Regions from separate parts of the Homo sapiens genome. Here regions 2 and 3 are each linked to region 1. Evidence: chromatin loops called from intact Hi-C (ENCODE). Cell type or tissue: Caco-2. All regions are shown on one strand. Each heading gives the region's core, and the rest is flanking DNA. Links, peaks and the distances in the headings are about the cores only.

Region 1 (10,694 bases), core at 2,199-7,198:
TTTACCTACGTAACAAACCTGCACATCCCTCACATGTATCTCGGAACTTAAAATGAAAATTGATTAAAAAAAAAGAATAAAAGTAGAGATGAAAGAAATGGATGTTCCTAAAAGAAACAACAGATACCTTTTAAAATACACTTTCAGTATAACTAAGTACCTTTTCAAGTTGGTTAAAAAATTCTAAAAGTAGAGTAGTCAAGTCCTTAAGTAACATGAAGATCCTATCTACAGTTTAAATAAATGTTCAGTCATCCCAACAGGAACAAATCATAAAGAAAATGTAAAGAATATATCAAATTGGCTAAATGCATTCTATATTCGTAGTGTACTCACTGAAGCATTGTTCGTGGGTTTTTTTTTTCTGATTCTTACCAAGCCTACATATTTCTTTTTAATTTTTTCTTTTTATGTTTCCCAAGTTTACAGTTCACATAAAATACCCACTGAAGCAGAGAGAAAAGTGAAACAAATATTTCACAGCTCTTTGGGGATTTGAATGGGTTTTTACAATAAAACCTTGATTACTCAAAGAGCACAGGAGTGCCTGAAACCTGATAGAAGGAACAGAGAGCAGGCAGTTCTAAAGGTGCCAAGAGAGACTCAGAACCTTGTGGAGTTGATGCACTGGCCCTTCAACCCTGGAACCCAGGCCAAGCACCAAACCAGGAAGGGTCCAAACAGCCCTGAACATGGCTATCGTGGCCAAACAAACCAAAAAAAAAAAAGTCACTTGGAAAAGATGTGCAAGGTTGTGGTTTCCTGATAAATTAAGATGACACAGGCAGTACCACAGGGCTTCCTTCATTACATTATTGTGAAATCTGGACTCAAATAGAATGAGGCAAACCCACAAGTTAAAGTGTTTTTAAAGTGGCTCAATAATCACTTTGAAAACAGAACACCCTTTCAGTCAGCATGACTGGAACTTTGATCAACAAATCCCCAAGAGCCACAACCCGTCTTTTGTGAACAAGTAGTATCAAGGTGGGGGTGGGCTTGGAGTGCACTGGATGCTTTTCTTCTTTCATCATGAAACCTGGTGGTTTTGTGTCATGTGATATGTTTTTCAGAGATTCGGCAGGAAGCTTGCACCGAGTGAAGGATTTATAAAGATTATAGGAGATAACACAAAGCTATTTTATCTCTTTAAAAAAAATCAAAGGTATTAAATTTTTTTCTACTTCATTTTTGTTTCCTCATTTAAAAATTAGCTGCCACAAATATTATCCCCCATCTGGGCACAAGGTCAGTTGGCATACAATTTTCTTCTTAATTTTCATTTTCTGGATTCCTTGATGACCTGATTTTGTACAAATTCATGCTGCAGAGATAAGGATTGATTGGCTACAAATCAAGGATCTCTGCAGAATGGGAATGAGAGACAAAGGAAGAGGAAGAGGACGGACACCACAAACCATCTTATCTTTTCAAAATGTGATTGGTGCATTTCCAACATTGGCTTACCTTTCCTTATGCTGTCCATAAATTTTGTGCAGGTGTAAGCTCATCCTACACATGTCATTTGGACCAGACCAAGGCTGCTGTCATGGAGGACCCACACCACAGCTTGGGAACCATTCATCTACCAGAGGGTCACATGACTTCAAATGACTCTTCTAGGGGCCACCTGCCATGATAGGGTACCAGCTCTTCCTCTGAATTCCCAATCCATTTCTTGAGAACTACTGTTTCTAATAAGGTACTGTTTCTAATACCTTTCCAACAATGGTTTATTCATTTATCCATACATTTAAAATACAGATTTTTTTTAGCATCTGCCATGTTTAAGATCCTCCTCTAGCACTAGGAATACATTATTGAATAGAACAAAGTCCCTGATTTCATGGTGTTTACATTTCAAGGGAGAACTATTCCTTCTTAGAACAGAACACCGTACAAAGTTGTAACATAGTAAGTGAAAGTGCTCTGGCCAAGGCTGAGACCACAGTCTACCACGAGCTCCTTGCATTGTGAAGAATGAATATTTCTTAAGCACTTAACTGTGTGCCAGGCATTGTGTAAAGTCCTAATATACATTTGCTTCCTCATCGGGTGGGAAGTTGAGCAGGAGGCTTTCTAAAGTGTCTATTAAAACCCAAGTTATTTGGTTGGCCACTTTAGTCTGTGGTGGATTATCTGCACATTTTTGCCTAGAGATCACTTAATCTGTGGCATAGAAAAACTATATTCAATTGGCCGTGTGTAGTGGCTTAACGCCTGTAATCCCAGCACATTGGGAGGCCGAGGCAGGTGGATCACGAGGTCAGGAGTTTGAGACTAGCCTGGCCAACATGGTGAAACCCCGCCTCTACTAAAAATACAAAAATTAGTGGAGTGCGGTGGTAGGTGCCTATAATCCCAGCTACTTGGGAGGCTGAGGCAGGAGAATCACTGGAACCCGGGAGACGGAGGTTGCAGTGAGTGGAGATCGTGCCACTGCACTCTAGCCTGGGCAACAGAGTAAGACTCCGTCTCAAAAAGAAAAGAAAAGAAAAGAAAAGAAAAGAAAAGAAAAGAAAAGAAAAGAAAAAAAAGAAAAGAAAAGAAAAGAAAAGAAACGAACAACTCTATATTCAATAGATCTCTTGAAATAACTTGAATTTGGTGGGGGATGAGGAGGGGTTTCTAATAAGACATGTAATGTAGTAGAAAGATCTAGGCCTACGTTCAAATCTCATTTTTTCCACTAACTGGAACTTCTTTAGTAAGTTGGGGTTAATTCATTTCTCCCAGTATTATTGTAAGGATTACATTGATTTTTATTTTACAAATTTTTATGAGGTCCCTGTGGTGTACTAGGCACTGACCTTGCTACTGACGATATAACAACAATCATCAAGACATATAAAAGTCACTGCTCCATGAGGTGATCTAACACCTCGCCCTTTTGCTTCCTTTGTCTTCCTTTTTTTAGAGGGGAAGAAGGTCATGTGGGAATCAGTTAAATCACGTGTGGATAGAAGACAAGTTCCAGCTTTGTGGGAAATCCTGTAGCCTTCGCCAGGTACACCCTGACAATCTCAGAACTGATCAGGTAAAGCCAGCTCTGAGTTAGACCCTTCTGTGGCCTGTCAGGGAGAGCAGAGAGGGATATGCAGAATCCAGGCAAACCTGTTGTCTGGACTGGCAGAAATGGGAAGAAGCATTTCCAGAACACAGCTGAACAACCAAACCATCATCTATGTTCAAAGGGCTTCTTCTTAAATGCATTTCAAATCGATTTGCAAATTTTAAACAATGTGTCTTTAGTTTAAAAGCTCTAAATATTAAAAAATCAGTAAATTCTCCTTTAGCACTGCCCCACCCTCTGCCATTCTTCTCTTTCTCAGCACAATGGCATTACTGTTCTAACCACTCAATATTCAATATCTTATGTACTTTTAAGGAAATCTTAGGCACAAGAAAAAAGTTTATTTGTGAGGTGAGTTAACTCTTGTTTAAAAAAAAAATGGGTTGGCTCATATATAAACCTTACAAAAGGTTAATGCATAAAACACAAATATAGTTCAATTTCCTTTTTATGTGATTAGAGAAACTTACCTACAGAGTTGCCTATGACACCTACAAAAGAGGTGATGATAAGAATGATGCAGTTCACACTGTTCAATGGTTCCTTAAATTAATGAACACCAGATATGTTAGTGTGATTTCTTCTTCCTCTTTCAAGTTCTTTATTTACCACTCCATGCCCTCCAGGTTAGCTGAGTTTAGTGCTCTGGGATAATGACTAGTTGAATTCGCTGCAATTTTTTAAATATGCCTAGCATAGGGGCCAAAGGAAAACTTCTCTTCCACTCTCTGAAGGTTCACTGAAAATCAACTGGCAAAAGGCAGATCAGTAGGAGAAATGGCATACAAATTACTAGCATCCACGAGGGAGAATCACAGAGTGATTGCCTCATACCCCGTGGGGTAGAGGTGTTTATATACCCTACATCTTAGGGGAAAAGGAAATGGAGATGTATAGGTGACTTTATAGGGACAGAAAACAATTTTTAGGGGAATTCACTGGGCTTGAAGAACATACAATGGCCAGAGACAAAGTCTGTTGGGCCTGCAGAGTGGACAATGGTTTGTGACAAAAGTCTGTCCAGGTGTGTTGACAGATTTCAGTCTTCCTTCCTGCGATAGGAGATGAGTTAATGGAAACTCAGGGAAAACTTAGGGTAATTGTCTTCTTCTTTGATGGGTCCAGACTTTTCGGCAGATAAGGAAACATCAGAGAACAAATTTATCCTGTGCTTTGGGAGATAGGAAGGGGAGAAGGTCAGGGAGACCTTGAGGCTCCTTCAGTTCAGCATGTCAAAGTGCCATATCTTAGAGTATCAGTTTCTGAGCCCCAACACTAGAAACATGAACAAGTTAACAATTCAGTTAAAAGGGAGAGAGAGATGAACTGAGTGAAGTGCATTGTAATCCTTCCTGAGGTTAAGCTAGTGATAGTCGGCCTCTCAGGCGATTATGTTCACCCTCCTAGTGTCAGGGAGACATCTTTACTGCTTTTCCTAAGAGAACTTAAGAGATACTGGGGCAGGGCAGGGAATTGGAAGCAGATAGCAATGTGGACAATCTGACTTTGTTGGCAAATGACTAACCTGAATACAATGAAGTTAAACATCTGCAGATAGTTTCTGGTTGTTGGCTTTTATCAGTTTTTATATCCATGTGGAGTGGTGGGGCTGTGATTAAGAAAGCTGGTGGACTGTGAATTACATTTTTCACCTTTTAGTTTAAGGATTGAATATGACACATTTGGGTGGAAGAGCACACCAGTTGGATTTTACTTTTTTTTTTAATGTGACTGAGAGAAAGTGAATCAGCTGTATTTTGTATTTATTCAGGTTTCATAGTGCTGATTCAGGGACAAGTGTCTTTGTTTTATATCAAATTCTGGGTCTTTTTCAGCAGAAATGAATCAAAGAGAATCAGAGAAATGTGAGTTGACTTTTTTAAAGGAAACAGGAGGATCTGGTGTCAGAGCTTTTAGTCCAGAGTTTCACATTGATGATAGCTGTAGCTGCTTTCTAGAATTCTCAGGAATTAATTACAACCAGATTTGTTTTTGTGGCATTCACATCCCATCTATTTGTCAATTGCTCATCCACTCATCCAACTTCTCCATCTCCATGGAAATCATTTCTTTTTTCCAAGGAAAATCACACAGGAAAACAATAGACTCAACTTGGAAACATCAAAACAGTCAAAGCAGTCTTTCTGAGAACAAGGCCTATATCCCTCAGCTTGATCTGTTTCCCTGAAAACACCCTGAATGATGTTTTTCTTATGTTGAGCTCTTCAAGATCCATATTCTTAGACACTGGGCCAAAAATAATGGGCTTGCCTTTCCCTGTGAGGGACCTTGCCCTATGACCTAAGCTGCCCACACAACCACTGAGCAATAATCCTGTTGGCCTCTTAGAGGGAAATGATGAAAACAAGAAATTGTCCCTCCAACTTGAGGGTTTTTTTCTCCATAAGTCTTAAAATTAATGAGAGCAGTAAGAAAGCATCGTGGCTTCAGTATAAATATAAAAACTATTAATTGTAACAATAGAGAAGAAGTCATAATTCATAATCATTTCCATCTTTCATGTTGAATATTTCAGGGTTTGGAAAAAAATATTTGCATTGATTTTTTTCCCCGAAGCCTAAATTATTCACAAGTATTATGTATCACTGAATTAACAGTAGTCAGAATTGTGTGTTCAACATAAATACCGAAGTATATAACTTTGAATATTTCCACAAATACAATGGATAAAAAGGTAATTTTGTTCACATGAGTCAATGAATTTCGGAAGTAGAGGTGGCAACTCAAACAAACTCTACGCTCCAAACCCACCCCTTTGTGCTTCTTCAAGAATCAAGAATTAAGGCTACAATTCTTAATACCTACATGTTGTTTGGCCAGTTACTTAACTTTTGTTTCTTAGTTTTCTCATCTGTAAAATGGAGCTACTTGTTTCTACTGCATGGAAATATTATGAGAACTACAAGTATTAGAACAATGCCTGCAGTATAGCAAGAACTCAACGTTAGCTATCATGTTTATTTAAACTTCCTAATTCACTTTGTAACTTCTGTGCCTAAGGTGAAGATCCAGGAATACTTAAAGAAATCTCTGAAACAGTTTCTTCTTCGTTTTTTTTTTTTTTTTTGAGATGGAGTTTCACTCTTGTTGCAGTGGCACCATCTCAGCTCACTGCAACCTCCGCCTCCCAGTTTCAAGCGATTCTCCTGCCTCAGCCTCCCGAGTGGCTGGGATTACAGGCATGCACCACCACGCCCAGAAAATTTTGCATTTTTAGTAGAGACAGGGTTTCAAACCATGTTGGTCAGGCTGGTCTCGAACTTCCAACCTTAGGTGATCTGCCCGCCTCGGCCTCCCAAAGTGCTGGGATTACAGGCGTGAGCCACCGCACCCGGCCAACAGTTTTGTAACCTCAGCACCACTGGCATTTTGGGCTGAATAACTTTTTGTTATGGGGGTGCTTTTCTGTGCATTGCAGATGTTTAGCAGCCTCTACTCAGCAGGTGCCAGGAGCATCTCCCCATTTCAGTCATGACAACCCAGTATGGCCTCAAGACATAGCCAAATGTCCTCTGGGAGAATGAGGGAAGGGACAGAGTCAAAACTGCCCTTGACAAGGACTCTAGAATATTCAAAAATTTAAAGCATATGTCTAAAGCAGATTTTCTCTATCAATGGCACTGTCCAAACATAGACCAGAGATTCAAACAGCAACTATTTCTTTTTTAAAAAATCTAATTTCTGATAGGATAATTTAGTTACAATTTGAGGGGAAAAGGTGAAACAAGAAAACATAAAGGAAAAGAAGGGAGAGAGAAAGGAAGAAAAAACAGGAGGGAAGGAAGAAAAAGAGAAAGAAGAAAGGAAGGAAGAAAAAAGAAAGAAAGACACTTAATTGTACAAGAAGAATTATCTATCACTTAACTAGAGACCAGGTCCTCTCTTCCTCTATGCTACAGCAATTTCCAGTTTTTTTTAGCTAACACACAGTAACTGAAATCTAGAAGCTTTATCTAAAAAGCATTTGTTTTAAAAGATTAAGGAAAATCCCATTAGATGGTTGGTGGCCTGTGTTTTGTTACATAAGTCATGTGGGCTAACTTAAAGATCAACCACTCCTTTCAGTGCTCACTTCTGAAATGGATTTTGTTGGAGGGAGAAAAGGAGGAAAAGATAAAAAGGAACCAGAAATGTCCATTCATTCTATTCATGAAAATTGCTTTTAGTATTTATTTACCTCCAAGTCTTTGTTAGACAGGACCTCCATTATTATCTTACTCATCTATTTTTATTCCTTTTGACAAAAACTCACTTCTAATTACTACAAGATAGTTTAAATCAACCTCCCTAGTGCTCAGGTTGGTGTCGATAAAGCTAACTCGGCAGTTTGGTTTTTGAAAATTGATGAGGAGGAAGAAGAGCTCAGATTTAATTCTAACCAGCAAAATGTAACTCTGATCCCAAAAGATCACCAATACATCCTTGAGGCAAGTAGGAATGTATACATTAAAATGTATTAAATAGTCCAGTCCAAACTCAGTGCTACATTCAGAAAACATCAGCCTAACATCCAACAATAACTAAAAACAGTGTAAATTTTTCTTTCACTTTCCTTAAAAATTCCAGGAGGAAAATTATGTTCACAATGCAGACTAGAAACCTCTGTTGTCCATTTGCCACTAGCGCTGCCACCCATATGTAGCCGTGTCCCCCAGCAGTTCCTGTCCTTTGAAACTCCCCTAGAACTCAGCCTCCAACTCAGTGCTTGTATTTTCAATTTCTCTCATCCCTTCCACCTTACCAATGTATTTGTTTTCTTCTCACAGTAGTTGTCTGTTCTTTTGATGTCTATCCAGCTATGATTCCCAACCTTAAAAGATGTTTTCTTCTCTCTCTCTCTCTCTCTCTTTCTTTTTTTCTTTGAAACAGAGTCTTGCTCTGTCATCCATGCTGGCGTGCAGTGGCGTGATCTTCGCTCACTGCAACCTCTGCCTGCCAGGTTCAAGTAATTCTCCTGCCTCAGACTCCGGAGTAGCTGGGATTACAGGCACACACCACCAATGGTAGTTGTCTGTTCTTTCGATGTCTATCCAGCTATGATTCCCAAACTCATAAGACAGTCTCATGGGCCCAACAAGTAAGGAAATACAGAATCTCTATCATTTAGAAAAGACAGAAGCTACAAATACTCATGTAAATATATTTATATTACATATAATATGTGTATGTGTGTGAGTGTGTGTGTGTGTGTGTGTATGTGTGCATAACCCATCCCTGTACAAAACAAATAGAGGGAGTTGGCTTGTTTATAGAATAATGAAATATGGAACTATTCTCACAGTGAAATCATTACATGAAACTTTTATCAGAAAGGAAAATAATTTTCATTGCCTTTCTAGTGAGTGGCTTGGCTATGTATGTTTCTTCTAAGCTTTTATGACTGTTAGTACCAAGATGAAGTAAGATGAAGTTGGGAATCAATTCAGCTGCTCTTTCTTTCTTTTTTTTTTTTTTGCTTTTGAGAAAGGATCTCCCTCTGTCAGCTAGGCTGGAGTGTAGTGGCATGACCATGGTGGCAGCTTTGGCCTCCCAGGCTCAAGTGATCCTCCTGCCTCAGCCTCTGAGTAGCTGGGACTACAGACATGCACCACTGCACCTGGCTAATTTTTTGATTTTTTGAAGAGACAGGGCCTCTCTGTGTTGTCCAGGCTGGTCCCAAACTCCTTAGCTCAAGGGACCCTCCTGCCTCAGCCTCTGAGTAGCTGGGACTACAGACATGCACCACTGCACCTGGCTAATTTTTTGATTTTTTGAAGAGACAGGGCCTCTCTGTGTTGTCCAGGCTGGTCCCAAACTCCTTAGCTCAAGGGATCCTCCTGTCTCGGCCTCCCAAGCTGCTGATCTTTCATTGAGTTTCATTCAACTCTTCCATTAAACTCAATTCCAATTAGCTCTGCCTTCTGTTTTCTTTAAAAGTATAAGGAAGATGACAACCTCTATTTAATACTATATTTTTAATGGCTTTCAAAAATCACGTAAGTGGTTAAAAGTCCAGAGGGACTCAAGATCAGTGTTCACAGTCTATTAACTTCTAACACATTCTTCCATTATGCTTTGTGCTTTGAAATATTTGTCTTAAAACACAGTCTTAAAAACTGCATTAATTATAATAATGTCATTTTCTTCTTTTCAGAGTTTTTGTTCCATGTGAGATACCCACGCCACTTTAAAAAACAAACTATCCTGACATCTAATTACTTTGTGAATGATTGTAATGGCAATAACAATAGAGATGGAAGAATTTTGGAAACAATACTAGTTTCACAGCTTTCATGTGAGATGCCAAGGTTTTAGCATCGTCAGATTGGCAATGAGATTGGATAACTTCTGGGGTCTTTTTGAAATTATATCTTTCTTTTCTCTAGGATCCTACTTCTGGAAAATAAGATTAATACTAATACTAATAAGACACAAAGATTTTTAATGGAAATAGGAATATCTTCAAAGGCTGGATGGACATTGCATGCACTGTATGACAACATTCGTGTATAATAAGATCCTTTCCTTAGAGAATGGGGCAAATCCAGATGGAATGTGAGAAAGACTTCAAGGTTTCAGTGGAATATGCTTATATTGGGAATTGTATTAGTTAAGACTAGGTTTGGCTGCACATGACAGAAAACCCAACATAGTCACTTACACAGGATTAAAACATTTCCTTGTCATATGAAAGTCTAGAAGTGGTATGTAGCTCTGGGTGTCAGGGATGAAGATTCCTTCTAACTGGGAACCCAGCTTCCCATTTCAAAGATTGCTTCATATTCAAAATGGCTGCTGGGTCTCCAGGTATAGAGTCCACCTTCCAGCTAGAAGAACAAAGAACCAAAATGAGGCGTGTTCTCCCCTGTAAGGATACTTTCGTAAGTTGAATAGGATGCTTTCATAAGCATCTCATTGGCCAGACTGGTTAGAACTTAGTAACTGGCCACAATCAGCTGGAAAGAAGGCTGGCAAATAGAATATTTAAGGTGGTCACTGTAATCAGCAAAAAAATCATGAGTTACATAATATATAGAAAAGGAGAACAAGCACAGAATGACAACTAGCAGTGTCTGCATATCATTCTTCCAAGCAAATAAATGGAAATAAAAAAAAAATCTTTACTCCAAGATTCACTTGGCCTTGGTGGAATGAAGAATCAGCATTAACATACCTAGTCAATACACAGGGGTTGGCATTCTTTTGATGGAATGTTGAGTCAAGCTGCATAGGTAGGGTCAGTAGACACACCTGCATCTTCAAACAACTAAAAATCTCAGACACCTGCTGATCACAGGGATGTGCAGAGAAAGGCACAGATTGACCTGATAAGTTAACCAAAATCGCTGGACCTCTGTTTTTGTGGATGCATAAATGATATCTTTAAAGAAATCAGATCTTTAACAACCAACGTAATAAAATCTGAACTTGCCCTTTTTTTTTTTTTTTTGAGATGGAGTCTTGCTCTGTCACCCAGGTTGGAGTGCAGTGGTGCAATCTCGGCTCACTGCAACCTCCACCTCTCGGGTTCAAGTGATTCCCCTGCCTCAGCCTCCCAAGTAACTGGGATTACAGGCACGTGCCATCACGCCTGGCTAATTTTTTGTATTTTAGTAGAGAC
Region 2 (10,694 bases), core at 3,451-8,450, 140 kb after region 1:
ACAATAAAAAATGATAAAGGGGAGATCAACACTGATCCTGCAGAAAGTACCATCAGAGAATACTATAAACACCTCTACGCAAATAAACTAGAAAATCTAGAAGAAATAGATAAATTCCTGGACACATACACCCTCCCAAGACTAAACCAGGAAGAAGCTGAATCCCTGAATAGACCAATAACAAGTTCTGAAATTGAGGCAGTACTTAATAGCCTACCAACCAAAAAAAAAGCCCAAGACCAGATGGATTCACAGCCGAATTCTCCCAGAGGTACAATGAGGAGCTGGTACCATTCCTTCTGAAACTATTCCAAACAACAGAAAAAGAGGGAATCCTCCCTAACTCATTTTGTGAAGCCAGCATCATCTTGATACCAAAATCTGACAGACACACAACAAAAAAATAAAATTTCTGGCCAATATCCCTGATGATCATCGGTGCAAAAATTCTCAATAAAATACTGACAAACCGAATCCAGCAGCACATCAAAAAGCTTATCCACCACAATCAAGTCAGCTTCATCCCTGGGATGCAAGGCTGGTTCAACATACACAAATAAATAAACGTAATCCATCACATAAACAGAACCAATAACAAAAACCACATGGTTATCTCAATAGATGCAGAAAAGGCCTTCAACAAAATTCAACAGCCCTTCATGCTAAAAACTGTCAATAAACTGGGTACTGGTGAAACGTATCTCAAAATAATAAGGTCTATTAATGACAAACCCACAGCCAATATCACACTGAATGGGCAAAAACTGGAAGCATTCCCTTTGAAAACCAGCATAAGGCAAGGATGTCCTCTCTCATCACTCCTATTCAACATAGTGTTGGAAGTTCTGGCCAGGGAAATCAGGCAAGAGAAAGAAATAAAGGGGATTCAAATAGGAAGAGAAGTCAAATTGTCTCTGTTTGCAGATGACATGATTGTATATTTAGAAAACCCCATTGTCACAGCCCAAAATCTCCTTAAGCTAATAAACAACTTCAGCATAGTCTCAGGATACAAAATCAATGTGCAAAAATCACAAGCCTTCCTATACACCAATAATAGACAAACATAAAGCCAAATCAGGAGTGAACTCCCATTCACTACAAAGAGAATTTAATACCTAGGAATACAACTTACAAGTGATGTGAAGGACCTCTTCAAGTTGAACCACAAACCACTGCTCAAGGAAATAAGAGAGGACACAAACAAATGGAAAAACATTTCATGCTCATGGATAGGAAGAATCAATATGGTGAAAATGGTGATACTGCCCAAAGTTATTTATAGATTCAATGTTATCCCCATCAAGCTACAATTGCCTTTATTCACAGAATTAGAAAACATACTTTAAATTTCATATGGAACCAAAAAAGAGCCCATATAGCCAAGACAATCTTAAGCAAAAAGAACAAGGCTGGAGGCATCACGATGCCTGACTTCAAACTATACTATAAGGCTGCAGTAACCAAAACAGCATGGTACTGGCACCAAAACAGATATATAGACCAATGGAACAGAACAGAGGCCTCAGAAATAATGCCACAAATCTACAACTGTCTGATCTTTGACAAACCTGACAAAAACAAGCAATGGGGAAAGGACTCCCCATTTAATAAATGGTTCTGGGAGAACTGGCTAAACATATGCAGAAAGCTGAAACTGGACCCCTTCCTTACACTTTATACAAAAATTAACTCAAGATGGATTAAAGACTTAAAGGTAAGACCTAAAACCATTAAAACCCTAGAAGAAAACCTAGGCAACGCTATTCAGGACATAGGCAAGGCAAAGACTTCATGACTAAAACACCAAAAGCAATGGCAACAGAAGCCAAAATTGACAAATGGGATCTAGTTAAACTAAAGAGCTTCTGCACAGCAAAAGAAACTATCATCAGAGCAAACAGGCAACCTACAGAATGGGAGAAAATTTTTGCAATCTTCCATCTGACAAAGGGCTAATATCCAGGATTTACAAGAAATGTAAATAAATTTACGAGAAAGAAAACAACCCCATCAAAAAGTGGGTGATGGATATGAACAGATATTTCTCAAAAGAAGATATTTATATGGCCAACAAACATTTTAAAAAAAGCTCATTATCACTGGTCATTAGAGAAATGCAAATCAAAACCACAGTGAGATACCATCTCATGCCAGTTAGAATGATGATCATTAAAAAGTCAGGAAACAACAGGTGTTGGAGAGGATATGGAGAAATAGGAATGCTTTTACATTGTTGGTGGGAGTGTAAATTAGTTCAACCATTGTGGAAGACAGTGTGGCAATTCCTTAAGGATCTAGAACCAGAAATACCATTTGACCCAGCGATCCCATTACTGGGTATATACCCAAAGGATTATAAATCATTCTACTATAAAGACACATGCACACACATGTTTATTGCAGCACTGTTCACAATAGCAAAGACTTGGAACCAACCCAAATGTTCATCAATGATGAACTGGATAAAGAAAATGTGGCACATATACACCATGGAATACTATGTAGCCATAAAAAAGGATGAGTTCCTGTCCTTTTCAGGGACATGGATGAAACTGGAAACCATAATTCTCAGCAAACTAACACAGGAACAGAAAACCAAACACCGCATATTCTCGCTCATAAGTGGTTGTTGAACAATGAGAACACAGGGACACAGGGAGGGGAACATCACACACCCGGGCCTGTCAGGGAGTAGGGGGATAGGGGAGGGATAGCATTAGAAGAAATACCTAATGTAGATGATGGGTTGATGGATGTGGCAAACCACCATGGCACATGTATACCTATGTAACAAACCTGCACTTTCTGCACATGTATTCCAAAACTTGAAGTATTAAAAAAAATAAAAATAAAAAAAGCCTAAAATAAGATAAAATTTTTTAAAAAAGCAACAAAGTATGAATAATTTGCACTATTGTCGGATTCTACAATAATTTCCCCATAGGGATTCCTCTGACAAAAAAAAATCCCATTAATTTTTCAATTCCTCATTGTAATTCTTCTTTATATAATTTACGATACAATAAAACAAATGCATATGTTTAAAAGTTTAAACCTATCTTCAAAGTTCCCTGAAGATTCATTCTCTTGTTTGACATTGACTTGACTACTGTAAGTAAATATTTCAAAAATTTTAAATATCCTTTATAAGGAAGCACATAAAGTGTCTTATCTTAGCCCAAAATGCAAACTAAAAAGCAGCTCCATGCCATGTTTTTGCTAAATGTCATCACTTAGATCTCTAACTCACCAACCAAGACTTGATCTAAAACACAAATAGACCCAAACAAGACTTTGTAAAGAGATTCAAAAAAATATTCAGGCCTGAAAAATGTGTTCCTGCCCACATTATTGGCCCAGCAAATACATCCCATCTGGGCAAATGATCAGAGAAGTGCTGAAAAGAAAAAAAAAAATTAGCCTCCTCAAATGTCTATAATTCTGAGCATTGAAAACTATTTTTTGCTTAAACCAAAGAGGTTTGGCTTCTTAAGATTTTTATGCAAGCCTTGCAGGGTACCTAGAGACCAAACCCAGAATAATTCACCAAAAGTAAAAATTTCTTATTTTCTCATGTTTTATTTTTAAGATATGAGAAATTCTGATGTCTAGTGTAATCTGTATCTTTATTTCTTTTAATATGAAAATAATGTGAGTTTTTCCTTTAAGGTTCTTAAAGTAAATGAGAAGCTCCAGAAAAATGTGTTGTGCTTATCCTGTGAATTTTTCTCTAAGCACAGGCCAGACTGGAAAACTTGGAATTAAATGTGTTAAAGACCCCCGTCAGATTAGAATGGGAACGGGTTCTTAGGGGAGGCATATTTGGGGTTGATTTTGATCAACTATTAACAGCATTGCATGGACTGGTTTATCAGAAGAACTGGCAAATCTTCTAACAAGGCCCTGAGGCAGTGAAACCAAAACAGCAAGTTTATACAGCAGAGGTACCAGGAAAGCCAAGTGAGGAGGTTGACCCACAAGCTATGGCGTGGTCTAGGTGGGAAGGGCAAAGGAGACAGTCATGCCACTAAGAAGTGGCAAGCCTGGAGTTTGAAGGAGTGGACAAAAAAAAAAAAAGAGAGAGAAAGGTTTCTGAAAGAAGAATAGAGGACCCAGAAATAAATATTTCCCACATCTTATGTTTATCAAGAGTATTCCCACTGATATCAACAGGAATGAAAACATAAATATCTGCTTCAAACATAATCACTGCAAAGAATTGGAAAGTGGCTGATACAGGCTCCTTCTAGTGGTTCGCTGGAGTCTATAAGAGCGGAACAAGAGATAAAGAAAAACTCCTCCTCAGGTTACAGTTACATGTTCTCTTTGCCCTTCCCACCAAACACTGATTTGCAGAGGTCATTGCCTAAGCAGCAAATATGCTATTCGTCAGGTAATAAAGGCAAAGTTAACGATACAAAGATAAAAGAAGCATTTTTAAATTTACAAAATAGAACAAAGAACTACAAAATAGGGTCATCAATGTCAAGCAATTAATTATTTCCTAAACAAAGATAACCCTGGATTTCAAAAGCACACTCATCAATTACAGACAGACTAGCCCAAAAGATGACTAAGGGATAATATCTGGAATATAGGTTACAGAATGCCTTTCAAATGTCTGAGATACACACATTCCGGAGTACCGTGAAAACTAAACAAACAAGAAAGCAACACTTAAACGCCCGACATTTCCCAGAATTTGTATAAAATAGCATGCTAACTCACTCTGGAAAGCACAGCCTGCTTATCCTTTCAGATATAGAAGGGAAGATGAATCTGTTCACTGCTTTCTCTCTTCCACCTCCCCCTGAGTGTTCTCCACATTTAAGAGAAGGTTTTTGCTAAAAAGTAAAATACTCCTTGGCATTAGGAAGAGCAGCATACTTTGCATTCTTTTTTTTTTTTTCAAAATTGTATCAAAATCTCCTTTGAAAGCAAGGATTGTTCTATTTATTTGCTTTGTATCCTCTATGGTCAGAGCTCTATGAAAGAGAATCCAATCAGTTCTGCAACAATAAACAGGATGTCTAGGAAGGTATCACAAAAATCCTTAAAGCACAGTTAATTTTAAAACTTATTATTACTATTAATTATTATTAGAGAAAGGATCTTGCTCCATTCCTCAAACTAAAGTGCAGTGGCACCATCATAGCTCACTGTAACCCCATATTTCTGGATTCAAGAGATCCTCCTGCTTCAGCCTCCTGAGTTGCTAGGACTACAGGTGCATGCCACTATGATCAGCTAATTTTTTTTATTATTTTTTGTAGAGAGGGGGTTTCACCATGTTGCCTAGTCTTGAACTCTTGGCCTCAAGTGATCCTCTGGCCTCAACCTCCCAAAGTGCTGGGATTTACAAGTGTGAGCCATCAAACCTGGCCTTAATTTAAAAATTAATGAAAACAATTAATTCTACTTTGGCATCAAAAATAATTGCCTAGGCCAGGCGCAGTGGCTCACACCTGTAATCTCAGCTCTTTGGGAGGTCAAGGCAGGCGGATCACCTGAGGTCAGGAGTTTGAGACCAGCCTGGCCAACGTGGTGAAACCCCATCTCTACTAAAAAAATTTCAAAAATTAGCCAGGCATGGCGGTGCACACCTGTAATCCAGCTACTTGGGAGGCAGAGGCAGAAGAATCGCTTGAACCTGGTGAACCAAGATCAAGCCACTGCATTCCAGCCTGGGCGACAGACTAAGACTCTGTCTCAAAAAAAAAAAAAAAAAAAAGAAAGAAAGAAAAGAAAAGAAAAATTGCCCGTATAACACTTTGTAGAAAGATGCAAAATGTTAAAAAAACAAAACAAAACAAAACAAAACTGATCTGTATTGCCATATTAAAAATAAAATAAAATAAATAAAACACGTTGGGAATTACCATAGCAGCCCTCACCTGCTTCTCTGTGCAGGACCCCCTAAGGTAGAATATAAAATGTCATCAACTGTTCCCTGCCTTGAATATCAGGTCAGTCTACTGTCCCTCCTTCCCCTAGGGCAGCATATCCTCACCAGCAGCTCAACTGTTCTGGCAAGAGCAGCCTGTAGCCTGAGCCGGGCCTTCCCTCTCACCTCCTCTTCCCCTCAGAAAGGTGTTGCAAGAGCTGCTCCCTGCTGCCCTCTGTCTTCCAAAGCTCAATTTGGTTAATTCCTCCACAGCTTGTCTTTTTTCCCCCTATCTTTACACACCTCCATAAACACAGTTTTTCCTCTTTTCTCCCATCCTTGCCCAGTTACCTGAGAGAAAAAAAATATGGCGCTAGAGTGGATACTGCGATTTCAGGACCGAAACCAATTCCACCAATGGCTGTGGTGTTAGTGGCTGTATTAGTCCATTTTCATGCTGCTGATAAAGACATACCCAAGAGTGGGTAATTTATAAAGAAAAAGAGGCTTAATGGACTCGCAGTTCCACGTGGCTGGGGAAGCCTCACGATCATGGCAGAAGGTAAAAGGCACATCTTACATGGCAGCAGACAGGGTAGAATCAGAGAGCCAAGCGAAAGGGGTTTCCCCTTATAAAACCATAGGATCTCGTGAGAGTTATTCATTACCACGAGAACAGTAGGGAGGAAACTGCCCCCATGATTCCATTATCTCCCACCAGGTCCCCCCAACCACACATGAGAATTACAGAAACTAAAATTCAAGGTGAGATTTGGGTGGAGACACAGCCAAACCGTATCAGCGACCGTGGTACTCAGGAGACATCGTCCGTGGGATTTGCTCTCAGCGGGGGAGTTGCATGCTCCAAGTCACACCTTTCCTGAAGTGGCCCCTATCCACTCACTGATCAATGAGGAGATAGACAACTGAAGGACTGTGCCTGCTTCAGGGCTGCCCTGCCATCAGCCAAGTCATTTGCGGTACCTGCATCTCCTCTTCTCCAGTTCTGCTTCTGTTACTCCACAGGGGTTGATTCAGAGCGGCTCCCCAGTCAACTACACTATCTCAGAGTCTGAATTCCAGGAAACTGACCCAAGATACCCATCCTCTTTTTCCCCACATTCTTTCTTTCTTGTTGTTTTTATAGAGACAGGTGTCTCTAGGATGCCCAGGCTGGAGTGCAGTCGTGCAATCACAGCTCACAGTAACCGTGAACTCTGGGGTTCAAGTGATCCTCCAGCCTCAGCCTCTAGAGTCGCTGGGACTACAGGCGTGATCCTTCACGCTCTCAAGGCTCCGTATTCTTTCTTTGTGATTAAAAATGAACCTTGGGGTGGCTGATCAATGCTAGTAAAACATGGGTGTCAAACTAAAGTTTTAAGTAAAATTATTCCTTAACTTCTAAAGGCTTCAAATGTGCTGAGAATTTCCCCCTGGATAATCTCCACAAGTCTCCAACATTCTCCTCTCCTCCTCTAATTAAAAATGCCATCGTCAAAGCCATATTGTAGAAAAAAGAAATTATTTTTATTAATTTGGTTATGTTCAGTTATAATTAATGGATTTGCAAACACAGTCTGCATACCTAAACTATAACATTTGATTTCTCTGCTTCTTTTCATTGCAAATGTACATTAGTTCATCTAGGTTTGAATTTAAGTTGATTTCTATGAGCTGACCCTTCGTTCCTTTTATTATTTTTGGTAGAAAAATTATTTTTAAGTTCAGAACAACTGACAGTGAAATAAACTGTTGGAACTCAAATCGCCTGAAAGTGGGAGTTCACAATGGCTCCAAATAATTAGCTTTGGAAAGAGAGAGAGGCCTCACACCATAGCAGGGACATGAAATGAAGCTTCAGACTCCCCCACCTCGCAAAGACACAGCTTCCCAGTAGCTTCACTGTGTAACGGCAGAAGGGTCCCAGCTGGACTGTTGCATTTTAATTTCCCTGCCTCCAGATCACTGCTTGGACCACACCTTCATGACTAAGCAGTCCAGCCACTCATAGGGCAATTGGGACAATGAGGTCATATGTACCATGGGCAACGACCAGCCATTCTTCCCTGCTTATCAGGGCATGTGAGGACACCTACTGCACAGTCCGTAAGCTTCTCCAAGCTCTTTATTGGGAAGTAAAATAGGACTGAATATTTCATTACATCTCTGAGTGACTTAAAAAAAATTTTTTTCATTTATTCTTTATTATTTTTTAAGTTCCAGGGTGCATGTGCAGGCTTGTTACATAAGTAAACATGTGCCATGATGGCTTCCTGCACCTATCAACCCATCACCTAGGTATTAAGCCCAGCAAGCATTAGCTCTTTTTCCTGATGCTTTCCCTGCATGACTTCCCCTAATAGGTCCCAGTATGTGTTGTTCCCCTCCCTGTGTCCATGTGTTCTCATTATTCAGCTCCCACTTATGAGTGAGAACATGCAGTGTTTGGTTTTCTATTGCTCGTTAGTTTGCTGAGGATAATAGCTTCCAGCTTCATCCATGTTCTAGCAAAAGACATGATCTTGTTCCTTTTTATGGCTGCCTAGTATTCCACGGTGTATGTGTACCATATTTTCTTTATCCAGTCTATCATTGATGGGCATTTGGTTTGATTCCAAGTCTTTGCTACTGCGAATTGTGCTGCAATGAACATATGCGTGCATGTATCTTTATAACAGAATGATTTATATTCCTTTGAGTATATACCCAGTAAAGGGATTGTTAGGTCAAATGGTATTTCCAGTTCCAAATCTTTGAGAAATTGCCACACTGTCTTCCACAATGATTGAACTAATTTAACTTTAAAAAATTTTTATTGGCAGTACTCTCTGAGAGACTAGAGTTATACATTAACAAGGCCAGACGTTACCATTTACATGAGAGCAAAGACCAAAAATAATAACTGCAGACCAGAGACATACCAGCCAAAATGATGTGGATGGGCAGACCTTCTTTTTCAAAGCAAGGCTTCTAGGAAGCAAGCAGCGTGTTCACATGCATTCTGACACAGGCTTCTTATCTCTTCGTGGCTGAGTAGCAAACAATTCAAATACTGGCTTCTTTGAGGAACACTTTCAGAGAAACCGAAAGTCACAGCACTACCAAAGCTGCTGATTTTGAGATGCTGATGCAATGTTTTGCTCTTCTTTAAGTAAGGGAGAATTTCCTCTTCCCCTTTGGCATGGATAACAAAGTAATGCTGCCTCCTGCTCCCAATGACCCCTCTCCTTAAGACTCAGGCACAAGCCCATGGGACCTGGGCCAGAGGACAGTCTGGAAAGTAGATACTGTGAGTTGTTCCGCATCTCTTACACTCCAGCAGCAAGGCATTTTCTTTGCTACATTATTATTTCTCTTAAAAAGTGTTGTTTCCCAACCAAGGGTCTGGCCATGCCTGGGATGCCTGGAAGACCATCAAATGTCACCAGCCTGGAATGCGTGGAGGACCATCACCTCTACCTCCCCCCTCAAACCATGGCATTGACTAACATACTTAAGGAAACAAGATGCTGACAATATCGGCTGGGTAGACCCAGTTAATTCCCCACTAAGTACACCCAATTGATTTCCCTACCTTTGAAGGTGCATTTTTTAAGGGCATTAGAAAGATTTGTTGATAACAATAAAGGCTATATTATGGAATTAACTATAGTTTACTAAATAACACTACCATACATTTACACACAAAAAAAATGCAAATGATATAGTACTAGCACCAGGATATGACACTGATATTCTCTATCAATCCTTCCTCAGTAGCATATCGGTAAATTCCACATGTAGCTAAAGAAATATCTCTCCATTTTTTTTTTTCAAATTATCTTCCACTGTTCTGCTGCTGTGGCGGCATTGCTTACTGACTCTCTTTACCTCCATATGAGTTCGCACCCCATTCTGTACCAGACCATTACTTCCTTCTATCAGGGCTTGTATTCATCTGTTCATTCATTCAACAAATACAGTTTAGGGTCTTCCATGTGCTGGAGTATTGTTGTAGGTATTGGAGATACAAAGATAAAGCAGATACAGCCCCTTCCAGTTTCTCTAGGATCAGGCAGCACGGAAGACTGAAAAAGGAAATGAATCTTGTACTGAGTTTTTTAACTACTTTATTTCATTTTGTATTTGTCTTCAAGATCACTTTATTGTCAAGTACGATTATTATTTTTTTTTAGACAAAGTCTTGATCTGTCACCCAGGCTGGAGTGCAGTGGCACGATCTCAGCTCACTGCAACCTCCACCTCCCAGCTTCAAGTGAATCTCCTGCCTCAGCCTTCCAAGTAGCTGAGACTACAAGCACGTACCACCACATCCAGCTTATTTTTATATTTTTAGTAGAGAGAGGTGAGGTTTCGCCACGTTGGCCAGGCTGAGCTCGAACTCCTGACCTCAGTTGATCCACCTGCCTCGGCCTCCCAAAGTGCTGGGGTTACAGGCATAAGGATTTTAATTGACATAAGCAAATGAGAGAAAAACAAAGGTAGATTTGTGAAATAAAAGATGACTTTATGCCAAATGAAAGCGAAGGAGGTTCAGGTGCCAAGGTCTCTATAGTTCAAATGGAGAAGTGGTGGAGAAATTGGGGCCACTCCAATGCCTTGTGCAACAGCATAAGCATGCCAAATTCCAAAACCTGTACCATGACAGCCAGTAATACATTCACACTGTGAGTAGCAGTTTAAATTTCTCAAAACTTCATCTGTCACACCAAATTTATGTTGTTAATTTGAGTTTTACTGGTTTTAGAGTTTTTTTCTTCAGTTTGTAAATTTATTTCAGTTTTATAATTAGAAGAGCTATAAGCAT
Region 3 (10,694 bases), core at 2,511-7,510, 180 kb before region 1:
AGTTTATTCTTCTAGTGATCCCCAAGTAGATATGCTGCTATGCAAAACTCCTTGTGTGAACCAATATACTTTAAATATTCCTCATGTTCCCAGGTTGTAAAATAAGCTGATCAATTCAATAATAAAACAATTTGAATGTCTATCTACTCTATAGTCACTGGTGATGTTGGTTATTTGGTTACCTCAATGAAGAAATAAAACTCATTGAATTCTTTGGCAAATTTCTACTTTTTGTAGTGCTAGGATCATAGAAACATAGTCTCATGATTCATCTGCATTTTAAGCTCTAATAGAACACATCACATTTTAGGGGGAAAATCAATTTTCACCTAATGTTAGCAAAAATGAGATTAAATATTGCACTTATCAAAAATAGCATTATGTGTTTTCCATGATGCAGGGCTATATTTATGTTTTGGTTTTTAATCATACAAATGCATTGTATTCTGTTTTCAGTTCCACTCTTATCACTAGAAGCATTTCTTTGTGCTGAGTAGAACTACAAATATACACATAATTCTCTATGAGTAGGCACAAACAGCTTTGCTTTTAAAATTTTGGCAGCAAATCATCTGCTATGAAAACATGGTTTAATAATTTCTGGTGGAAATATATTAATACCACAGGCTTTCAGATTAAGTCATAAAAAGAAAGGTTTAGATTTTTGTCTTTCACATTTTATTTTAGAAAAAAGACATACCACACAGGCTCACACCTGTAATCCCAACACTTTGGGAGGCCAAGGCAGGTGGATCACAAGGTCAGGAAATCGAGACTATCCTGGCCAACATGGTGAAACCCCGTCTGTACTAAAAATACAATAATTAGCTGGGCGTGGTGGCCTGCACCTGTGGTCCTAGCTACTTGGGAGGCTGAAGCAGGAGAATGGCGTGAACCTGGGAGGCGGAGCTTGCAGTGAGCCGAGATTGCACCACTGCACTCCAGCCTCGTGACAGAGCGAGACTCCATCTCACAAAAAAAAAAAACAAACAAAAAGACATACAGTGTTTATTTAATATAGTGGTTTTGCTTAGATGCTCACTTTTGAAAGTTATTTAATTGGGGGGAATGAAAAATGTTTTAAAACTTTATTGTGGACATTTTCAAACATTCAGAAAAGCAGATAGGATGGTGTAATGAACTCTTATCACCCATCATTCAACATTTATTAACACTCTGCATTCCCACTTTACTTACCCCTACCTCTCTCCCTTAAAACAAACATACAAACAAACAAACAATAACTTTACTGGAGCTTAAATGCACTTAAACTTCCTTTGGGAATTAGTGATATTTTTGTCAGTGTCTAAAATGTAAGCATTTTTATTAGTCAATTTATTCATAATTTTATACTAACATTTTGCTACAGAATACTGAGTATATTAATTTCCTGTGACTGCTGTAACAAATGACCACAAACCTAGTTGCTTACACCACCACCAACTTATTATCTTATAGTTTTGGAGGTCAGAAGTCTGAAATGTGTCTCAGTGGGCTAAAATCAAGGTGTCAACAGCAATGTGTTACCTTCTGGAGGCTCTAGGGAGAATCTCTTTTCTTGCCTTTTCTGGCTTGTAAAGGCTGCCTGAATTTCATGGTCTCCTCCATCTTCAAAACCAGCAATTGTCAGTTAAGTCCTTCTCACATAGCATTACTTTAACTCTTCCTTTTCTGCCTTTCTTTTTCTCTTATAAAGACCCTTCTGATTACATTGGGCCCAACTGGAAAATCTCATCTTTAGGTCAGCTAATGAGCAACATTAATTCCATCTGTAACTACCATTTACTTTTGCCAAGTAACCTAACATAGTCATAGGTTCTGAGCATTAGGATACCGACATCTTTTGGGGCCATTATTTTGCCTACCACGTAGGGCATATTTTATATTGATTTGCAAATATACATTTATGTCTTTCATGTGAAATGTATAATATAGATTTAACAGTCATAGAGAAATAGCAAAGAAGTATTTTACCATATTCTTTGGGTTGAGTCCACATCTAATTATGTGGCCTGATTATTCTTTAACTCACTGTTCAATCTGAACACACACAGTAGTAATTATCATCTCATATTTGGGAGAGTAAAGTAAAAAAACAGCAATAATAACAAAAATAGGCCAGGTGCAGTGGCTCACACCTGTAATCCCAGCACTTTGGGAGGCATGTGGATCACCTGAGGTCAGGAGTTTGAAACCAGACAGGCCAACATGGTGAACCGCTGTCTCTACTAAAAATACAAAAATTAGCCAGGTGTGGTGGTGCACACCTGTAATCCCAGCTACTCGGGAGGCTGAGGCAGGAGAATTGCTTGAACCCAGGAGGCGGAGGTTGCAATGAGCTGAGATGGCACCACTGCACTCCAGCCTAGGGGACAGAGTGAGACTGTCTCAAAAAAACAAAGCAAAACAAAACAAAACAAAAATGACCACGGAACAGATCAATTACAGTAGAATAGTTTACGCAGGTGGAAGGGCCTTCTGACCAGGAATCTTAACATCACAATCTATACATTTATTTATCCTAGAGTATGTCTGTAGCTCTGTTACCTAGGATGCCTCAGCCAACTGAAATGATAGGTACTTTCTCTCCGGCTTCACAACTTTGTCTTCCACAGACTGCCCTAGGCCCCCATGCCATGCCCAGACACTTATTTTCCCTTCATTGTGTTCCCTAATATTATGGTCAGTGGGGAGGCCTCTTAGATTTGCCTTACAGTGAAGAGGGATGGTGTAATTTCACTGTTGCCACTAGCCATAAAGTTGCAGACAGAGAGGCTACAGATGTGGAGCAGATGTGCATAATGATCATTTAAAAAATTCTTTGTATAGCTCTCATAAAAAAGTGACTGTGATAAATGTTTGTGTGTTTGGTGCTCACATTCTATTCTATTATTTAAACAGAATCATTAACTTGTTTGTACTTTACAATCTATTTTTATTTGCACTAAAAACTATTTATTACTACATTATTTCTCTTGAGCTTGGGAGGATGACAGCTTTGCCCTCCCTCCCAATTTAGGATGAATTCATTTACCTTTCTCTTTTTCTGTTCTAGACGGAGTTGTTCCAAAGGATGGGGAAACACCTTCCTTGAAAGGAGCATATCTCATGGAGGCAGCATCAGCATTAGAACCAGGTGAAATCTGAGCCCAGACACTCGATCTAGTTAATTTCTCTGAGCCTTCATTTCTTATTTGCAAAATGGGACTAACAATATAATCCATAAAGTTTCTGTGAGAAAATGCAGGGATAATTATAGAAAGCAGGTAGTGCTGTATCTGGTGGATTAAAGGTCTGTTCCCTTCCCTTTCCTATGGAGGAGGCCATGCCACTAGAAAAACACCTTTAGACCCACAAACTTTTGCTTTTAAATAAAATTAGTTTCCTATTTGTGGGTATCATGAAAATTCTTAGATAGACTTCCACAAAATTTGGAAAGTATTGTTTAGGAAGATCTGATTTAGAATTTGGGTTATGTGGCATATGATAAGAATCACTTTAGGAGATCCTGGGAAGCCTCAAAGAAGTAGGCAGTCATCATACAGGAGCTGAAAGTAGGGTTGAACAAGGGGTATGAATAAACGTCATTTAGGAGAGGCCTGTCATATTCAGTAATATGCCCATAGATGGAACAAAATGGAACATTGGTTTCCAATAGGTCCTTAAATTGAAAGCCATAAGGGTAGGTGCTTTGCAAAGCAGGTATGATTTGTATCCAAATTACCTCTCACATGGGCACCTTGTGGATTTCTCTGGACAGAAGTGCAGCAGGAACCTACTTTTTAATGAATAATGGTTATTGAGTCATTCAAACATCCCAGAATAGCCAGTGGGACCTGGCTGTTCTCCCTTCAAGTTCTTCGCCACCTGTAAGTCACAGAGCCACAGCTGTGGTTCTTCTGCAGGGGCCACAGAGCCCTTCCTCTGCACTTGGAAAAAAATGTCATGTGCTGACTCCAAGAGTGAGTCTTCTGGGGGTACAGGAGACACAGAAACAGAAACTTTCCAAGAAAAACACACTGACTAAACCAAATGACAGAGCAGAAAACATTTTCTGATAAGGCAAAGGGTAATAACTTGGTGAGAATTACACAGGTAATTAAATAGTTGTTTCCAAGGGCTAGGAAAAGACAGGCATCGTCTGTGTTGGACAGAAGGGGAGTTTTGGATTTATTAACATGGATATGAGGGTTTAGGGTTATTTGTGTTTGTGGTAAAGAGCTCAGAGAAGAAGTCTTTATTTACTGCCTAAAGATTTAGTAAGTCAATTTGTTCCCTGCCTTCTATCTCATCCACAGACAATATCTTCTTAAATAGGATACTAGATTGCATGCATGATGTTAAACAAACGTGGAGTAGGAAAATCACCTTATTGAAATAGCTCTTGAGGTGTCCTTAACTCACAAGAACATTGGGAAATTTTCAGACTTTCTCACCAACAGAGGACATAAATACCAAAGGCAAGATGTAAAGTTATGCAAACCTCTGTGGCTGGAATAAATATTTTGTACTTATGGAAAGTCCACTAGAAGACCACTTCTGAATTCAGATCTGTATCAATTAATGGAAGAAAAAAATGGGTTGGAGGAGCCAAATGGGGAATGTTACAAGACGTATTAATGTATAATCAAAATTTAGAAATAGAGGTGGTTCTGAATTGGAATTGGCTTTAGATAAAATACAGAACAGGAAAGAATGGGAGTCCTCTGTTCTAGAAGGGTAGGCTGGCTACAATCGGGTGAATAAGACAATTTCATAAGAAAACGTTTTGAAAGAATATGAGAGGAAACTGCAAGAGCAGAAGAAAGTAATAAACTCATTGCACAAGAATTTCAGAAGAACTAGGGTCAAAAATACAGTCACAATCTGGCAGCTTTCAGGAGGAGGTGGGGAGTAGATAAGGACAAAGAGGTGGGAAGGGAGATAGGGCCAAGTCCAAAGTGCCTTTCAGACTCTCCCTGAGTCAGCAAACCTTGCTTCTTTTTACTTTTACTTTTTCTGTGGGCTCTGAATGGTTCTTTTAATCTATATTCAGGCAGAGTAACAGGCGTGATGAATTTATAATGTAAAAGGTACACTTTGGGAGGCTGAGGCGGGAGGATCACGAAGTCAGGAGATCGAGACCATCCTGGCTAACACGGTGAAACCCCGCCTCTACTAAAGATACAAAAAATTAGCCGGGCGTGGTGGCGGGCGCCTGTAGTCCCAGCTACTCGGGAGGCTGAGGCAGGAGAATGGCGTGAACCCGGGAGGCGGAGGTTGCAGTGAGCCGAGATCACGCCACTGCACTCCAGCCTGGGCGACAGAGTGAGACTCCGCTTCAAAAAAAAAAAAAAAAAAAAAAAGCCAGAAACGCTCACTAGGCAAAAAAAAAAACTTCTCTTCGAGCAGCCTGGTAGGGCCTCTAGCTGGAGAATATTCAGTTGTGTTAAGGCATCTTAGTAGAGCACCAGTGGTATCTGGAAGAAGGTGCCCCCAAAAGCCTCTATCCCTCATCAGCAGGTTTACACAATTCATCGAACAGATTTAATAGTTACAGATTACTCTGTTAACTAGATTTTGAGAAAACAGTGCAGAGTGTTGGCAGAGCAAAGAGAGAAAATCAAATTCTGGAGTGTGGAATGTTTACCCAAAAGAAATGGCAGTAGCAGGAACTAGGAGCCTGAAGGGGGTGCCTTTGTGTAAAAATGTTTTTGATTTCTGATGCCTACAGCTGGATTTTTAATGTAGCTCAAGTCCGACAGAATGCAGGTAGGAAAAAGAAAGCAGCAATGAATTGTTTGCCTCTTCTTTAAACTCTGTTTCTGAAAATAAAATTTGTTAGTATTTTAAACTTAAAACCCTTCATGATTATTATATCCTTAGTTCTTATGTGTCACTGATATACTAAAATAGGTTGTGAATATGATAGAAAGTGAGATGAAAGAGAGAGAGTGTGGTAAGGCTGTGGGTCTGTGAAACTCCAAGGCCAGATGCTGCTCACCTTATTATGGAACAGGTATGTTGATTCAAGCACAGGGTCAAAGGAATGGGCCAGGGTGACTCTTTTTGGAATAATAGTGAACATGTGTTACTCACTCATAGACTCAACCTGCTGATTAATATATGTTATCTCTTGAATTTGAGAATGAAGTTGTACAATTCCCATTTATAGTTGTGGAAGCTAAGGCTCAGAGATACACAGTAACTTGCTGTGTAGCCAGTTGTGGCAAAAAAAAAAAAAAAAAAAAAAGAATTTGTATTTATTTCTGTCTGATCCTAAACAGGTGTTTTCCAGGTATGCACCCTTCCTGCTCACATTTTGATTGGTTTTGAATTCTTGTGTATTATTGACTGTCTACTTCACTAACATCAAGTATAAAACAAAAAATGTATTGCAGCCTAATGTTTAGCTTCTCTACTCTTTTATATTGCCTATATTTCCAGTTCCTTAGATTTGCAAAAGTTATGAAGTTAAATATAAATCATACCTGCAATTGCATTAGTATATTGGTATAGTGCCCTTTCATTGAGTTTGCAGGAAGTGAGCTGTCTTTAAGAATATCCAGTTGTAGGAAGTTCCTCTTTTTCTTTTTTTGTTACTCTCAAAAAGTCTTTGGTCTTTCCTTGTAGTAAATTACTAAGCACTCTAGTTTGGCTGATTTCTAGATTGAATATTAAAGAATTCTATGATAAAGCAAACTTTAAAAAATTACAAACACTGAATATTTTTAAAGTCAAAGAATAAAATCTGCAGAGGCTGTCCATTGGATGTGATTCAGCCACATGTGTTTTTGGTGCAGATTTTTCTCCCTTTCAGTGAAAATGTCTTTCTATTTTCTTGACTTTGATCACTTTGGTGTCAGGGTGCTTTATACTCAGTGGTCATCTGTCAGCCTTTTCATAAGTCAGTTTCTTGCATCCATCTGGTGAATGGCAAAAGATTTTGGTTTAGGCAATTGCATGCATTACTCAAAAGACTGTGGAGACTTTGAGAAGGAAAGAAGGAAAATCTTCATTGCATACTTTTAACTCTTTTTTTTTTTTAAATTAACTTCCCCATCAGAGTGTTTGAAAAAACATTTTGATATGGCATGTGAAATAAGAACAAGAGGAGGTGAGAGGCCTTTGATCTGTGTGCTCTCCTGAAATACGCATGACCAGCTCTAGGATAAAGAGGGTGAGAGGCTTGTGTTTTGCACCCACATCTCTCTTTCCATCAGTTCCTCCCACTCAGCTGCGTGGTCTTCTTGTTGCTCAGAGCCCTACCTTTTGATCTGGCTGCCAGAGCTGCATTTCTTTTGGGTAAACGTTCCACACTCCAGAATTTGATTTTCTCTGTTTGCTCTGCCAACACATAACTGCCCTGTTCTCCCAAAATCTAATTAATGGAGTAATCTGTTAAACTATTCAATCTGTTCAATGAATTGTGTAAACCTGCTAATGAGTGATAGAGGCTTTTGGGGGCTCCTTCTTCCAGATACCACTGGTGGTCTACTAAGATGCCCTCACACAACTGAATATTCTCCAGCTAGAAGCCCCCACCCAGGCTGCTGGAAGAGAAGTTTTTTTTGCATAGTGGTTGATTTTGGCACCTTTTACGTCATACATTCCTCATGCCTGTTACTCTGCCTGAATATAGATTAAAACAACCATTCAGAGCCCACAGAAAAAGTAGACAAGCAACTCTGAAATTAGGGTATAGGGCTGGAATATGGAGGATACAAAAGAGTCTACATTAGCCCCAAATCTGGCCATCACATGGGAGAGGCAGCTGACACAGATATCTAGAAAGCAAAGCAGAGGCTCATAACTCCTGCAGATTTCGGGAGTGTAGTCTGGTAGCCTGACTTCCAGGACCAGTTTATTCATTTACTCATTATTTTATTCTTTCATTCTTTCACATTTCTTGTACAACTATTATGGGTCAGTCATATGTGGTTAAATGCGCTAACAGTTCTGTCATTTTCCTGGTTGGAAAAGTAGAGTCAATTTACAAAAAAGAACAAAACTAGGGTTTCTGAAATAAAGATTTGTAATTTGCTTTTTTCATGCAGGTGCAAATTATCTTAAACTGATATAAAAAAGAAGAAACAGAAATTTTAAAATATATGTTTTTTACAAATGTGTACCATCTAATTATCAGCTAGAAGTCTTATTCTGTGAAGAGCTAACACAGGTTCTAGTGTAATAATAATAATCAGCATAACATTTATTGAGTATTTACTGTACATGCCAAACAACTGTGCTGTGTGTTTAACATGAATTTTTGCATTTAATCCTTAGGAAAAATTCTGTGAGACAGGTTTGTTATTACCTTCCTTTCCCAGATAAGCAAGCAGATCAAGAAATGTTGATCGCATAGCTGGAATTTAGAGCCTGAAATTGAACCCAGGCAGTCTGACTCCAGAGTCTGCAGTCTTTTGTTGATGTTACCTGTCTCTACTCCAGCCACAGGTGGTTCACGACCTATGATGGTTCAACTTAATGATTTTTTGACTTTACAATGGTACGAAAGCATTTGGTAGAAACTGTACATCAAGTACTCGTATAACCATTCTGTTTTTCACTTTCAGTATAGCATTCAATAAATTACATAAGATATTCAACACCTTATTATGAAATAGGCTTTGTGTTAGATGATTTTGCCCAACTGTAGGCTAATAACATAGTTGTTCTGAGTATGTTTAAGGTAGACTAGGCTAAGCTATGGTGTTTTGGTAGGTTAGGTGTATTAAATGGATTTTTGACTTAGGATTTTTTCAACTTCCGATGGATTTATCAGGATGTAACCCCATCATAAGTTGAGGAGAATCTGTTATTTTAAACCCGTAGAATTAGCTGTGCCTGGTGGTAGGCACCTGTAATCCCGGCTCCTTGGGAGGCTGAGGCAGGAGAATTGCTTGAACCTGGGAGGTGGAGGTTGCAGTGAGCTGAGATCGTGCCACTGTACTCCAACCTGGGTGGCAGAGCAAGACTCCATCTCAAAAAAAAAAAAAAATTTTTTTTGAAAGAATAGTACAATGTATGTAAGAGTGAAGCAATAAAGATACATGCACATGCATGTTTATTGCAGTACTATTCACAATAGCAAAGACTCAGAATCAACCCAAGTGCCCATCAATGATAGACTGGGTAAAGAAAATTTGGCACATATACACCATGGAATACTATGCAGCCATAAAAAAGAATGAGTTCATATTCTTTGCAGGAACATGGATGAAGCTGGAAACCATCATTCTCAGCAAACTAACACAGGAACAGAAAATCAAACACCAGATGTTCTCACTCATAAGTGGGAGTTGAACAATTAGAACATATGGGCACAGGGAGGGGAACATCACACACTGGGGCCTGTCAAGTGGGGTGGAAGGCAAGGGGAGGGATAGCATTAGGAGAAATACCTAATGTAGATAATGGGTTGATAGGTGCAGCAAACCTCCATGGCACATGTATACCTATGTAACAAACCTGCACGTTCTGCACATGTATCCCAGAACTTCAGTATAATAATAAAAAAAGAAAAGAATAGTACAATGAGCTCCTGCTCATCCTTTGCCTAAATTCACTGAATGTTAATATTTTGTCATGTTATCTTTCTATTTAGGTATATGTGTATCCCTATGTGTATGTGTGTGTGTCTAAAACAATTTGAAAGTACATTTTAGACAAACTGTATCTTTAAGAACACTTATATTCTTCTATCAAGGGACAGACATTGCATTTGGCATATTGCTTTAGTTCCTGTAATCTAGAAAAGTCCTCCTACCTTTTTTTTCTGTTATTTGTGACATTGATATTTTTGAAGAAATGAGGTCAGTGTTCTTAGAATATCATACAAGCTAGATTTGCCTGGTTGTTTCCTTATGATCAGATTCAGTTAAACTTTTTTTTTTTTATCAAGAATGCTACAAAAATGATGGGCAATTCTCATGATTTCCTATTAAAAGACAATCTCAACTTGTCTGGCTGACCACAGGATCTCTCTATTATGAAGGTACCTTTTTCCTCTTTCTTTGATGTTCAAATTGCACCAAATTTACCCAGTGAAAACTTCCAAGCCAGCCTCTGTATTCATTTAAAACATATTCTTTAGTGTTTGAGCATTTCTTTACTTTTTTTTTTCTCAATAATTTTTTTGTACTTTTCCTGCCTTTGACCTGGAATCATTCATTTCTCAAAAAGCTTCGGTGCCTTTTAATCAGGAATGATATTTAGAAACTAAAGGTCTGGGCACTAGTGTATTCACTGAAAAAGGATTTTCATTGTTTTGATTTATTTTGTTTTCCTACTTATTTATTATGGTAAAAAAACACAACATAGAATTTACTGCCTTAACCATTTTGGAGTGTACAGTTAGGGCTGTTATTGCTTTTAGGCCTTTTGAAAGGGCCTAAAATACATACGAATAGAAACAGAAATATAAATTCATGAGTGTTATTATTTCTATCACATTAAATTATAAGTTTATATGATGTCACAGGGCTTTTTTCACCTCCTCTCATTTCATATTTGTAACTTCCTTTTCCTATAATGTAAATCTATATATTAATTGCTTTATTATACACAAAATAGTTTGTTAAACAACACCAATATCATTACCAATAAAAACCTACTCAGGTCAAGATTTCTTTACATTTGTTTTATTTTTAGACTATATCTTACTGAGAATATATTGTCAGAGTACTGCATTATAAAGTTATTTGAATTACCTT

Evidence for each region. Hi-C counts contacts between places; a loop is a spot of excess contacts. Peaks named below come from ENCODE experiments on the same cell type or tissue, not always from the same donor. Only the 100,000 strongest peaks of a DNase experiment are listed, where the experiment ranks them.
Region 2: a loop joins it to region 1, with 4 times the contacts of the local background. A loop is called at or near these places in 6 of 110 quality-filtered maps.
Region 3: it touches region 1 in a loop (6-fold over the local background); 2 of 110 quality-filtered maps call a loop at or near these places.

The regions. Positions count from the first base shown.
Region 1 is chr2:215,680,425-215,691,118 of GRCh38, forward strand. All of the region lies in intron 5 of LINC00607 (long intergenic non-protein coding RNA 607), which reads right to left. LOC102724861 (a long non-coding RNA gene) reads left to right here. Exons shown (of 8, transcript NR_187737.1): 6 at 1,500-1,702; 7 at 2,918-3,037. Among named protein-coding and RNA genes, the nearest start is that of LINC01614, 32 kb to the right of the region's middle. In Caco-2, for the core only: no CTCF peak of the experiment used is centred there; a DNase peak (open chromatin) is centred at 4,507.
Region 2 is chr2:215,822,621-215,833,314 of GRCh38, forward strand. All of the region lies in intron 1 of LINC00607 (long intergenic non-protein coding RNA 607), which reads right to left. Among named protein-coding and RNA genes, the nearest start is that of LINC00607, 16 kb to the right of the region's middle. RefSeq lists enhancers at 8,890-8,969, 8,990-9,039. In Caco-2, for the core only: CTCF peaks have their summits at 6,125 and 6,326; DNase peaks (open chromatin) are centred at 4,341, 6,071 and 7,911.
Region 3 is chr2:215,500,804-215,511,497 of GRCh38, forward strand. No RefSeq gene overlaps it. Among named protein-coding and RNA genes, the nearest start is that of FN1, 70 kb to the left of the region's middle. In Caco-2, for the core only: no CTCF peak of the experiment used is centred there; a DNase peak (open chromatin) is centred at 4,908.